Regions from separate parts of the Homo sapiens genome. Here region 2 is linked to region 1. A link is an interaction called in ENCODE POLR2A ChIA-PET data of the cell type or tissue named here. Cell type or tissue: A673. All regions are shown on one strand. Each heading gives the region's core, and the rest is flanking DNA. Links, peaks and the distances in the headings are about the cores only.

What was found. Peaks named below come from ENCODE experiments on the same cell type or tissue, not always from the same donor. Only the 100,000 strongest peaks of a DNase experiment are listed, where the experiment ranks them.
Region 2: POLR2A ChIA-PET joins it to region 1 with 15 read pairs; 8 of 35 experiments call an interaction of 5 or more read pairs at or near these places.

Annotation. Positions count from the first base shown.
Region 1 is chr16:69,519,770-69,526,470 of GRCh38, reverse strand. It overlaps LOC105371325 (a long non-coding RNA gene), which reads right to left and starts at 3,796. Exons shown (of 3, transcript XR_933697.3): 1 at 3,391-3,796; 2 at 2,734-2,883; 3 at 1,914-2,000. RefSeq lists an enhancer at 2,361-3,560. In A673, for the core only: no CTCF peak of the experiment used is centred there; a DNase peak (open chromatin) is centred at 3,540.
Region 2 is chr16:69,579,205-69,585,905 of GRCh38, reverse strand. All of the region lies in intron 2 of NFAT5 (nuclear factor of activated T cells 5), which reads right to left. Among named protein-coding and RNA genes, the nearest start is that of NFAT5, 17 kb to the right of the region's middle. In A673, for the core only: no CTCF peak of the experiment used is centred there; no DNase peak of the experiment used is centred there.

The DNA of each region.
Region 1 (6,701 bases), core at 1,198-6,197:
CAAAGCCAGGCCCACAAGGGGACATGAAAGAGTGTTTCACTGGTCATAGAATAAATAGATTTTCTGTGTCACACTTATTGTAGAAGTCTCTATAAAGTGGATTGTGGAGATAGCGACCTAGAGGGCACAGATACTTCACTGGGGTGAAATGAGACCATTGTGTATGAGCCAGCGGTCTCATGTTAATTCTATTTGGCCCACACATAGGGTGACCAACTCATCCTTATGTGCAGTGGAAGTTCCACATCCCAGCCGGGCGCAGTGGCTCACGCCTGTAATCCCAGCATTTTGGGAGGCCAAGGTGGGCAGATCACCTGCGCTCGGGAGTTCGAGACCAGCCTCACCAACATGGAGAAACCCCGTCTCTACTAAAAACACAAAAAATTAGCCAGGCGTGGTGGCGCATGCCTGGAATCCCAACTACTCAGGAGGCTGAGGCAGAAGAATCGCTTGAGCCTAGGAGGCGGAGGTTGCGGTAGCCGAGATCGCGCCATTGCACTCCAGCCTGGGCAACAAGAGCAAAACTCCGTCTCAAAAAAAAAAAGAAAGAAAGAAAAGAAAAGAGAAAGAAAGTTCCACATCCCAGGAAACCCCTTATCCTAGACATCACAGGAAACAACTCAGTCCTGGACAAACCGGGATGGTTGGTCACCCTTCTTACATGATCATTTCTTAAAGCCGAATTCATAACCAACATTCACAACTGAGAGGATTTCTCATGAAATATTCCAAATGTCCAGAATCTCTTAAAAACTGGACAGCTTGGTAACTCTGCACCCAAATTTTGCACATGGAAACAATTGGCTGGTGTTGAGCGGTAGCAGCTTCTCCCCGATGGATCAAGCACTCACTGCTTTGCCACAGTCCCCATCACTCCTTGTCTTACATACACCCGTCCACTTCACTCCAGGTATTACCTGCCTGGCTCCTGTAGCATTAGAGTTTGCAACCCTTGAGGTAAATGTACTCTAGCCTTTGAAGAGCTTACAAATTTAAGAGATGGCCGTGCACAATGGCTCTCACCTGTAATCCCAGCTACTTGGGAGGCCAAGGTGGGAGGACTGCTTGAGGCCAGGAGTTTGAGACCAGCATGGGCAACATTGGGAGACTCCTGTCTCTATAAAAATTTTTTTCTTAAAATTATCCGGTTTGGTGGCATGTGCCTATAGGCCCAGCCACTCCAGAGGCCAGCCTGGGCAACAGCGGGAGACCCCCGTCTCTAAAAAACAAACAAACAAAAACTTAAGAGACGAAACTTTTAAAAGCTGACCCTGGGTTACTCCTTTCCAAATGTTCCAAGATAGGAATATTTTAGTGGCTACAAAACACCATCAATTTTCTTCTTCTTTTTTTGAGACGGATCTCGCTCTGTTGCCCAGGCTGGAGTGCAGTGGCACAATCTCGGCTCACTGCAACCTCCACCTCCCCGTTCAAGCAATTCTCCTGCCTCAGCCTCCCGAGTAGCTGGGATTACAGGTGCATACCACCATGCCCTGCTAATTTTTGTATTTTTAGTAGACACGGGGTTTCACCATCTTGGCCAGGCTGGTCTCGAACTCCTGACCTCAGGCAATCCACCCACCTCGGCCTCCCAAAGTGCTGGGATTACAGGTGTGAGCCACCGCGCCTGGGCAAAACACCATCAATTTTCTTACTTGTGCTCTTACTTAATAAACAAAGTAATGTAAACAGTGAGACTTTACACTGTTTGCCATAAAACTTAGTGGTGGTGGTGTTCAACGTAAAAAAAAAAAAATTAAAACTCCGCTGTTTTCATCTTGAATTGACCCTCAAGCACAAATTCTAGTTGCAAGTAATAGAAACCGAATCTAAAGTAGTTTCAGGAGAGAGACTGATTTAATGACTTCTGTAATCAAATTACAGACCAGTGGGAGTGGGTATCTGGATCCACGGTCAACTGGATTCAGAAACTCCAGTTCTGCTCAAGCCAGAATTCTGTTCCAGGTTCTCTGCAAATCGGCTTCATTCTCTCAGGCCAGCTACTCCACAGGGAAGGGGAAATGAACAAAGGCAGCTCTGAGCTGACATCCTTACTATTTGAAACCCAAAAGGTGGAAATGTTGTGGAGAGAGGGAGTACACTTTTTTCTACTAGTTGGAAAAATCCTAGGAAAGAATTTCTGTTCCTGGGCCTATCTAGGGTCTGTTCCCAGAAGAAAGGAGGGATGGGTTTCAAGCAGGCCCAAATCATATCTACCAACAGGTCACTCTCTGTGGGTTTTAATGATCTTTAGAGTCCTCCAGGTTGGAAGCTCTTCTCTGTAGTCTAGTTTTTTTGGTAGCAGTGATAGTAACCATAATTGCTTACAATGCGCCAGACACTATTTTCATTGCTTTGCATATTACATGCATGTGCATAAATACATATTATCTCACTTAATCCCCTCAACAACCCCCTAAGGGAGTTTATTCTCCCTGTTTTACAAATTTGGAAACTAAGACACAAAGCAGTTAAGTAGTTGAGACGCTTGCCAAGTGGGCCCGACATCAGCTGTGAACTGAACCCAGGCGGCCTAGCCAGAAATCACAGGGCCCAATCATATCACAGCTGCCTATCTGAGAGAGCTATATACTAGACTATAAAAGATTTGTCACAAACGCCTGCGTGCTGGCAATGCGCAAAGGTGTGACCAATAATGGTGTGGCTTTCCATCTGTGAGCGTGGGTTGGGGACTGGGTGAGAGGTCTCCCAGATTCCTGCCATGCTTGCTACCTGTGCTGGGAAATCCGGCTTTGATCTGCCCCTGGAGCCACCGGGCACAGCACTATCTGTTTATCTAGCTCTCCGCCAGGCACCTTGCCTCAGACTCTCCCGCTGCTGCATTTTTACTTCTCATCAAATCTGCATCCAGTGACCCGAGTCCTGCATCAGTAATCAGAAAAATCATGTTTTGATTTTTTGTTTTGTTTTGTTTTGTGTTCCTAGTCTAGACTCTGTTTCTAACAGAATACAAATAGCAACATGTTTGTTGATTGTCTGGGTTTTAGAGGACTTAAACTCAATTGAACAAATGCGTAGTGAGTTTCTACAATGAGCCTATGTGGCCAGAGGTTATAGCAACAAGTGAGAAGCAGATTCTGCCCTTAACAACCAAAAAGCTACATTTTTAAAAAAGGACTTATCTCTAAACTCTCCGTTCTGGATTAGGCAAAAGCTTTCTGGATGGTCTGGGTCCCTTCAGTTTCTCGATGTTTTCAATTCTTTGAAAGAGCTGCAGCCAGTCTAGTGGCTGTAGAATGCCGCTTTCATCGACAGCAGGAACGTCTTTCCTCCCACCCCAGGACTAAATCGGACCTTTAAATCAGGCCTTCTCCCTTACCTTGGGGTAACCCAACCCAAGTGAATTGATTTGCTCCCTGCATTGTTAACCTGTGGGAATTAAGCTTGTCTATTGTTGTCTCCTGGTGCACACCCCTTCTTTGTAATTGACCTTCATCCAGAATTCTTGGTAGGCTTAGGCAGCCATATTTTAATCACATGATTTTCTTCTTGGCCACAGCTGATTGGTTCTGAGTGATCACCTGACCCAGCCCATGGGCTGAACTGAGCCAATCGGCTTCTTTGTCCTTCAGAGTCTGACTTAAATAGTTCAGAGAGTGAATGAGGAAGGTTGGGCCTGGAGCAGGAGAGTATTGTGGCATTAAGATGTCAAGCTTGCACCAGGTAAAATCCTAATAAGAGAGATAAGCCAGAGGATGAAGCCTATGTACAGAAAAGAGCAGAAGTAAGAGACCATCCATGAGGCATGATCGCAAGAGAGGAAAGGAGAGAAGGAGGAGGGTCGGTGCCCAATTTACCAGGTCTCTTTTGAATCCATGTCTTAGCCTTGGATGTCTGATGCACCTTTCAATAAACTCCCAATTTATTTGAGCAAGTTTGGTACGGCCTCAGTTTCATGCAACTTAATTGATTAGAATATCAAAATATTTTGCCCATATTATGATTATCACAGTTATTACAATAAAAGATAGATATTCTGCCTATCCCCAACAGATGGTCATGTCTTTTTTTCATCTTTCTGTCTCCACTACTTTCCCTTGCCTCTGTGCCTAGAGCGTAGCATGTGCTCAATAAAAGCTTGATGAAAGAATGAAGGAATGTTCATCTCCTCTAAATTTCTCTGCCTGGCTTTCCAGCCTTCCCCCATCTGGCCCCGTATCTAACCTCATTACCCACTACTCCTTACTCCACACCCTCCACTGTGGTTAAACCAGTCTCACCAAGGCATCCGGCTCATTTCTCTGGGCCTTTCCTCATGCTGGAATGCCCTCCTCCCTCTTCTTCACCTACTTATCCTTCTTAAATCAGCCCCCTCCTTCTCCATCCATTCTTCAGACATTTACTGAATGCCCACTGTGTGTCAGACATTATGCTAAGCGCTGGGCTACAGTGGGGAAAAAAACAGATGTGCTTTCTGTAGCCATGTTACTTATTGTAAAAGGGGAAAGATGTATTCGTTTTGAAGAGAAACCAGAGTATATGTTGCTTATTGTCTTACAAACCTTCCCTGTGAAGTTTCCTCCAAGAGCTGCACCACCCCCCGCCATCTCCTGCTCATCTTCCTCCTCGCTTACCTCGTTTAATTCTTCCTAACTCACATCACTGTTTGTTAACAGGTTCTCTTGAGTTTGTTTTGCCCACCAAGCCTCCTCCTATTAACTGGATTTTATGTGTCTTCAGGGCTGAAGCCTGAATCTTGTACTTTTTCTATTTATACTTACGTGGCTCAGCAACAGGGACACAGTGGGCACCTAAAAAATAACTCTTCACTGCCTGCCTGCTTGATCAAAAATGTCTCCTGCCCTCCTGGCCTGGTAAATGAAAGGACAGAGAGGTATTTGTCTGTCTTTGCAATCCCAGGAATAAACATCAGCCTGGATTTCAGCTGATCCCCATAACCCTGGCCATAAAGCACCATCTAAAGCCAGGGGAGAGATGAACAAATAGAGGTTGTATTTGTTCTGTTTAGTCCCGGGTACTCTGGGGGAAGGCTTCACAGACCTCCTCACCACAAACCCATGCTAACAAACAAGAAGCCACTTCTCTGGCAGTCTCCTGTACAGTGTCCTTTTACCTGGGAGTCAGCTCCCTTGTCTCCAGCCCTTTTGAAAGACACCTTTCAGCTCTGTGTCTTTACTGGGTGGAAGGGAAAGAAAAATTAGGGGCACTAGATTTCATTCTCTCCCCAGACATAAGCAAAGGTAGTCCACCCCAGACCGAGCTCAGCAAAACCTCACCACAGAGTTTCTCTGCATAAAGAAAGTGCCTTTTTGAAACACAAAGTCAGTCTTTCAAATCAGGAAGGGAAAAAATAACCCACCAACCAACCCCAAACCTGCACTTGGCCAAAATCCTGAGGTTGGTGGCAGGATTGAACTGAATCATTTCTCTTTACTCTGATTGCATCAGCGACAGGCAGCTACTTGGTCCCCAGAAGAGGCCTCATGCCATGTTTGTGCCTAATTTTGATTCCTTATTTTCTTGTAAGCAAAGCCATCTTAACTAATGTGAGATGGGAATTGGGTTCAACCCAGGTGGCTGAGGCCAGAAACTGATAGTTGTGAGACAGAAACTGTTATACCCATTAGGGGCTGTTCCTCTTAAGTCTAAACTAGCTCCATCTCTCTGTTCCCTGTTTGAGAGGTTCCATGATACCTTTGACATGAAGTCCTAGCTCTTAAGTATCCTAAGTTCTATGTAGTGATAACTACAACTTTTTGAGCAAAGTCTTCCTAAGTACTCTGCCCTTGCCTAGACATTATATATAAAGTATTTCACTGGATCCTTTAAGAAAACAAACACCCCATGAGGTAGGTGCTATGGTTAGATCCATTTTATAGATATGGAAACTGAGGCCCAGAGAAATTAGGTGCCTTGTGCATAGCTGAGGCGGGACTTGGACCCAGGCTGCTGACTACAAAGCCTACACTCTTTTTTTTTTTCTTTTTTTTTGAGACAGAGTGTTGCTCTTGTTGCCCAGGCTGGAGTGCAATGGTGCGATCTCGGCTCACCGCAATCTCCACCTCCAGGGTTCAAGCAAGTAGCTGGGATTCCAGACATGTGCCACCATGCCCAGCTAATTTTGTATTTTTAGTAGAGATGGGGTTTCTCCATGTTGGTCAGGCTGGTCTCAAACTCCTGACCTCAGGTGATCTGCCCGCCTCAGCCTCCCAAAGTGCTGGGATTACAAGTGTGAGCCACCAAGTCCAAAAGCCCACACCCTTAATCACTGTGCAAATGAGTCTCCCTTTCTTCTCACCTTTCCAAGGACCCCCCATTCTCTAAAGACTGAAGGAAATTCCACCCCCTTCCAGATATCTGCAGCCCACTCTGAGCTCTCCCTTAACTGACTGACTTCCTCTAGTCTGTTAACACCTCGCAGGACATTTTGAAATCATCATTCATTTGTGCAATAATTATTGAGCACCTATGTATGCCAGACGCTGTTCTAGGAGACCCAGCTGTGAACAGAACAGACAAAAGTCCTTGCCCTCACGGACTTTACATTCTATGGAAGCAGACTGACACGCAAAAATACAAATACACTTTGGGAGGCTGAGGCGGGTAGATCGCTTGAGCCCAGGAGTTAGAGACCAGCCTGGGCAACAGGGTGAAACCCCATCTCTACAAAAAATATAAAAATTGGCCTGGAGTGGTGCTGTGTCCCTGTAGTCCCAGCT
Region 2 (6,701 bases), core at 602-5,601, 60 kb before region 1:
CTCCAAACAAACTCTGTACCCATTTAACTATAGTTTCCCATTCCTCCCCAACCCCCAGCTCCTGGTAACCAATATTCTACTTTCTAGACAATATTCTACTTTCTTTCTCTGCCTATTTTAAGTATCTCATGTGTCTGGTTACCTGATGTAAATGGAATCATACAATATTTGTCCTTTTCTGTCTGGCTTATTTCACTTTGCGTATGTTTTCAAGGGTCATTCATACTGTGGCATGTAACAGAACTTCATTCCTTCTTAAGGGTGAATAATATTCCCTTGTACTTATATACCACATTTTGGAATTTATCCATTCATCTGTTGAAAGACACCTGGGTTGTCTCCATCTTCTTTTGGCTATTGTAAATAATGCTGCTAGGAACATTAGTGCATTAGTATCTGTTTGAGTCCCTGCTTTCAATTATTGGGGGTATATACCTATAAGTGAAATTGCTGGATCATATAATTCTATGTTTAACTTTTTTGGGGGAACCACCTGTTTTTCACAACAGCTGCACCATTTTACATTACCACCAGCAATGCATGAAGAAAACTACTTTTATGAGAGACAGCCCCACACAATTAAAAAAAAAAAAATTGGGCTGGGCGCCGTGGCTCACACCAGTAATCCCAGCACTTTGGGAGGCCGAGGCAGGTGGATCATGAGGTCAGGGGATCAAGACCATCCTGGCCAACATGGTGAAACCCCATCTCTACTAAAAATACAAAAAAAAATAATAATAATTAGCTGGGCGTGGTGGCATCTGCCTGTAGTCCCAGCTACTAGGGAGGCTGAGGCAGGAGAATCGCTTCAACCCGGGAGGCAGAGGTTGCAGTGAACTGAGATCATGCCACTGCACTCCAGCATGGCGACAGAGCGAGACTCCACCTCAAAAAATAAAAAATAAAAACATAAATTCTACTCTGTTTTGACAGCACTTGCCATCTGTTTAAACCCTTCCAATACATTTATATTTGTGAATATATATACATGTATATATATACATATTTTATTGAGATATAATTCACATATCATACAATTTACCTACTTAAAGCACACAATTCAGTGGCTTTCAGCAGAGTCACAGCTGTGCATCCACCACCAAAATAAATTTTATTTTTGAGACAGGGTCTTACTCTGTCACCCAGACTGGAGTGCAGTGGTACAATCATAGCTCACTCAGCCTCGACATCCTGGCCTCAGGGGATCCTCCGCCTGAGGCTCCTGAGTAATTGGGACAACAGGCACATGCCACCATGCCCAGCTAATTTTTTTATTTTTTGTAGAGATGGTGTCTTGCTATATATAGCAAGACCGAGGGAGGCCGAGGCAGGTGGATTACTTAAGGTCAGGAATTCGAGACCAGCCTGGCCAACATGGTGAAACCCTGTCTCTACTAAAAAATCAAAAAATTAGCCAGGTGTGGTGCCATGCACCTGTAGTCCCAGCTGCTCAGGAGGCTGAGGCATGAAAATCATTTGAACCTGGGAGGCGGAGGCTGCAGTGAGCCGAGATGGCACCACTGCACCCTACTCACTGCATTGCAGTCCAGATGACAGAGTAACACTCTGTCAAAAAAAAAAAAAAGAGACACAGAACAAATACACCTCAATTTTCATCTTATTTATCTAAATTCTTATCTTTACAGATTAAATAGTTCCAATTATTATTATTTTGTTTTTGAGACAGAGTCTTGCTGTATCTCCCAGGCTGGAGTGCAGTGGCACGATCTCAGCTCCCTGCAACTTCCACCTCCAGGGTTCAAACGATTCCCCTGCCTCAACCTCCCGAGTAGCTGGCATTAAAGGTGCGCACCACCATGCCCAGCTAATTTTTTGTATTTTTAGTAGAGATGAGGTTTCATCATGTTGGCCAGGCTGGTCTTAAGCTCCTGACCTCAAGTGATCTGCCCACCTCAGCCTTCCAAAGTGCTAGGATTACAGGTGTGAGCCACCGCAACTGGCCCCAACTCTTTAAAGGCCTAGTTCCCCATTTGCAGTTATTTTAATGCAATTATTATTATTCCAACTGAAACTTGCTACTTGTAGGTTACATATAACTAGAGCACAATCCTCAAACTTCCAAAACCCTTCCTTCCTTCTTTTCTGGATGTAGGATTCATTCATTTACTCTTTCATTCAATAAATATCAAGAACCTTTCAAATACAAAGCATTTGTGCCAGGTGTTACAAAAATGCAAGGTATAGTCAATGCCCTTAAGAAGCTTACCATCCAGTATAACTATTTAAGCAAAACTGGACTTCACTAGATGTTCTTTATTGTTTACTGCAGCTTTAGATCTATGACTGATTCTAATATTTTACAGATTTTATCATATGCTAGGTTTCTTTCCCTTAACACATGCATAATCTTGTGTTTAAATACAAAAGCTCAGCTAGGCCTTGAGGCTCATACCTGTATTCCCAGCATTTTGGAAGAATGAGATGGGAGGATCACTTGAGGCCAAGAGTTCAAGATCAGCCTGGGCAACAGAGAAGAATCCATCCCTACAATTTTTTTTTTTTTTTAATTAGCTGGGCATGGTGTTATACACCTGTAAACACTGAGTAGTCCCAGCTACTCAGGAGGCTGAGGCAGGAGGATTGCTTTAGCCCAGGAGTTCAAGACTACAGTGATTCATGCTCATGCCACTGCACTCCAGCAGCCAGGGTGACAGAATGAGACCCCATCCCTTAAAAACAGAAATTTAATAAATAAATTTAAATAAATAAAACAGAAATTTAATAAATAAGAGCTTTCCTAAATTTTGACAAACCTTTCTTCAAATTATTTCCATAATTTTATTAACACTTAAAAAACAATGATTAAAAAAGAATGGAATACTTATAAATAAATTTTTAAAATAATTGTTGAAATAAAGATCTAAAAAAAATAAAAAGACATCCCATGTTCATGGACAAAAATATTTAATATTATTAAGATGGTAATACTCCTCAGATTAGCCTACAGATTCAACATAATTCTTACTAAAATCACAGCTGACTTCTTTGTAGAAATTGAGAAGCTGTTCCTAAAATTTATATAAAAATTCAAGAGACATTAAATAGCCGAAACAATCCTACAAAAGAAGAAAAAAAGTTGGAAGGCTCACGCTTCCTAATTTCAAAACTTCTACAAAGCTACAGTAATAACACAATATGGTATTGACACAGGATAGACATACAGATAAATGGAATAGAACTGAGAGTCCAGAAGAAAAAAAAAAAAAGCCATACATCTATGCCCAATTAATTTTTGACAAGAGTGCCAAGACCATTCAATGGGGGAAACAAGTCTTTTCAACAAATAGTGCTCAGGCAACTAGATATGCACATGCAAAACAATGAAGCTGTTAGGCTCTTACCTCACACAATATACAAATTTAGCTCAAAATGGATCAAATACCTAAATGTAAGAGCTAAGATTATAAAGTTCTTAGAAAAAAACATAGGTATACCTCTGTGACCCTGGGCTAGGCAATAGTTTTTAAAATATGACACCAAAGCATGAGCAACAAAGAAAAAATAAATTGGCTTTTACCAAAATTAAAATATTTGTGCATCAAATGACACTACCCCCTTACAATTCAAGAATAAGACGACAACCCAATTTTATTTTATTTTATTTATTTACTTATTTATTTGAGACAGAGTCTCACTCTGTTGCTCAGGCTGGAGTACAGATGCACAATCTCGACTCACTGCAACATCCCCCTCCTAGGTTCAAACAATTCTCCTGCCTCAGCCTCCTGAGCAGCTGGGATTACAAGCATGCACCACCACACCTGGCTAATTTTTATATTTTTAGCAGAGACGGGGTTTCACCATGTTGCCCAGCCTGGTCCTGAACTCCTGACCTCAAATGATCCGCCCTCCTCGGCCTCACAAAGTGCTGGGATTACAGGCATGAGCCACTGCGCCCACCCGGCCTAATAACCCAATTTTAAAGTGAGAAAAATTAATAACAATGTATTACATTCTTGAAAATCACTAAGAAAATAGATTTTAAGCGTTCTCACCAAAAAAAGTTAATGCATATATTAATAAGCTCAAATTAGCCAATGTATACATATTTCAAAACAACATGTTGTACATGATAAATATATAATTTTTAAGATTTTTTCATCATAAAAAGTTCACAAAAGCCTTGAATAGGCATTTCTCCAAAGATATATTAATACTACTGTCTAGTAATCACATGAAAGGATGCTCAATGTCATTAGTCATCAGAGACATTTACTCAAAATCACAAGAAATACCAATTCATACCCACTAGGATGGCTTTATTAAAAAGACAGATAGGTACTGGCAAAAAAATTTGAAAAAATCTGAACCTTCATACACTGCTGGTAAAAATGAAAAAATGGTGCAGCCATCATGGAAAGCAGTTTGGCAGTTTCTTAGAAAGTTAAATATAGAGTTACCATATGACCCAATAATTCCACTCCTATGTATAGACAGACCCAAGAGAAATGAAAACATCTGTCTATACAAAAACTTGTACATGAATGTTCACAGCAGCATTGTTCATGACAGTCAAAATGTGGAAATGACACAAATATCCATCAACTAATGAATAGATAAACAAAATGTGATATATCCATAAAATGGAATACTATTCTGCAATAAAAAGGAACTCGGGAGTTCGAGACCACCCTGGCCAACATAACAAAACCCCACCTCTACTAAAAATACAAAAAATTAGCCTGGCGTGGTGGCACACTCCTGTAGTCCCAGCTACTCATGTGGTGAGGCATGAGAATCACTTGAACCCAGAAGGCGGAGGTTGCAGTGAGCCAGGATCGCACCACTGCATTCCAGCCTAGGTGATAGAGTGAGACCCTGTCTCAAAAACAAAACAAACAAACAAACAAAATGAACTTTGTTAACCGAATTTTTTCTCAATTTTTTTAAGAAATATAATGAGGACCCAGGTTTTAAGAATTTGGATTTCGGCCGGGTGCGGCAGCTCACGCCTGTAATCCCAGCTCTCCGGGAGGCCGAGGTGGGCGGATCAAGAGTTCAGGAGATCGAGACCATCCTGGCTAACATGGTGAAACCCTGTCTCTACTAAAAACACAGAAAATTAGCCAGGCGTGGTGGCGGGCACCTGTAGTCCCAGCTACTCGGGAGGCTGAGGCCGGAGAATGGCGTGAACCTGGGAGGCAGAGCTTGCAGCGAGCCGAGATCATGCCACTGCACACCAGCCTGGGTGACAGAGCGAGACACCATCTCAAAAATAAAAAGAATTTGGATTTCATCCTAAAACCCATGGATACTACTAAAGGATTATTTAAGCAAGTGATAAGTTTGGATTTGTATTTTAGGAAGATAAACCCTGCGCAACACAGTGCTATAAATGCCTAAACTTTTTTTTTTTTTTTAGTTTCGCTCTTGTCGCCCAGGCTAGAGTGCACTGGCAAGAGCCTGGCTCACCACAACCTCCACCTCCTGGGTTCAAGCATTTCTCCTTCCTCAGCCTCCTGAGTAGCTGGGACTACAGGCACACGCCACCAAGCCTGGCTAATTTTTTTGTATTTTTTAGTAGAGATGCAGTTTCACTGTATTGCCCAGGCTGGTCTTGAACTCCTGACCTCAGGTGATCCACCCACCTTGGCCTCCCAAAGTGCTGGGAATACAGGCAGGAGCCACCATGCCCAGCCCTAAACTTTTAATATGTAATGTAGTTACATTACATTACATATTAAAAGTAATTATATACATATTTAATATGTAATTACATTACATATTAAAATACATATTACATTAAAATAGTTATTACATTAATATGTAATGTAATGTAAATTTAGCAACACTTGAGTTGTTCTGAAGCTTATGCTAATAAAATCCTGGTTTCTTGCTACATTCTAAGTATGTTTGCCAAGTAATTTTCCTCTGGGTACATACTTTTATTTTGCTTATTTAAGAAGCACTCATATAGCACTTACTATGTGTCAAGCACTATTCCAAATGCTTTAGAAATATTAACTCATCCATTCCTCGTTACAGTTCTATAAGTCTATTATTCCTATTTTACAAGAACAAACAGTCACAGAAAGGTTAAGTAACTTGCCTAAAAATCACACAGCCAGTTAGTAATGCATGTTTTTGAACTGGGTTTTTATTTACAACCCTGATAAATATGTGGGACTTCTGATCTGCCTATTATCATCTTTACCATTTTTTAATTTCTAAAAATAGCACTTCTGTGCATCTGTTCTCAATTTAGTATGCACTATTTTTTTTCTGTGCAGAATTTATAGTGTTAATTCTATCCATCCTTGTGAAGTTTGGTTAAAAAATACTTTCAAGGAAGTGTTTTTTTAGTTTTTATTTACCATAGTTTACACTGTAAGTATGTTGTTTGTATTTACTGTAATACAGTGGTAATTTAGTTAACTTAATGACATTCTGTCTTTCAACTACCTAATTACCTAGTTTTAAAAAAAAGCAATAATTAGTTTTTTAAGGAATTAAGAAGTCATTTTATCCAAAGTATCTATAATTCAAATATTACATATAAATTCTCATCCTGTACCCAATATTATAGGCAAAAATTCACTAAGAAAATGAAAAGTTCTTTAAAAATAATTATAAAATTACATCTGTGTTTATTTTCCCATCCATTCACCCTACGTTAGCCCAATATTCCAGAGAATATAATTTAATAACAGACACAAAAAAGAATACAGAAAAATGTCTTG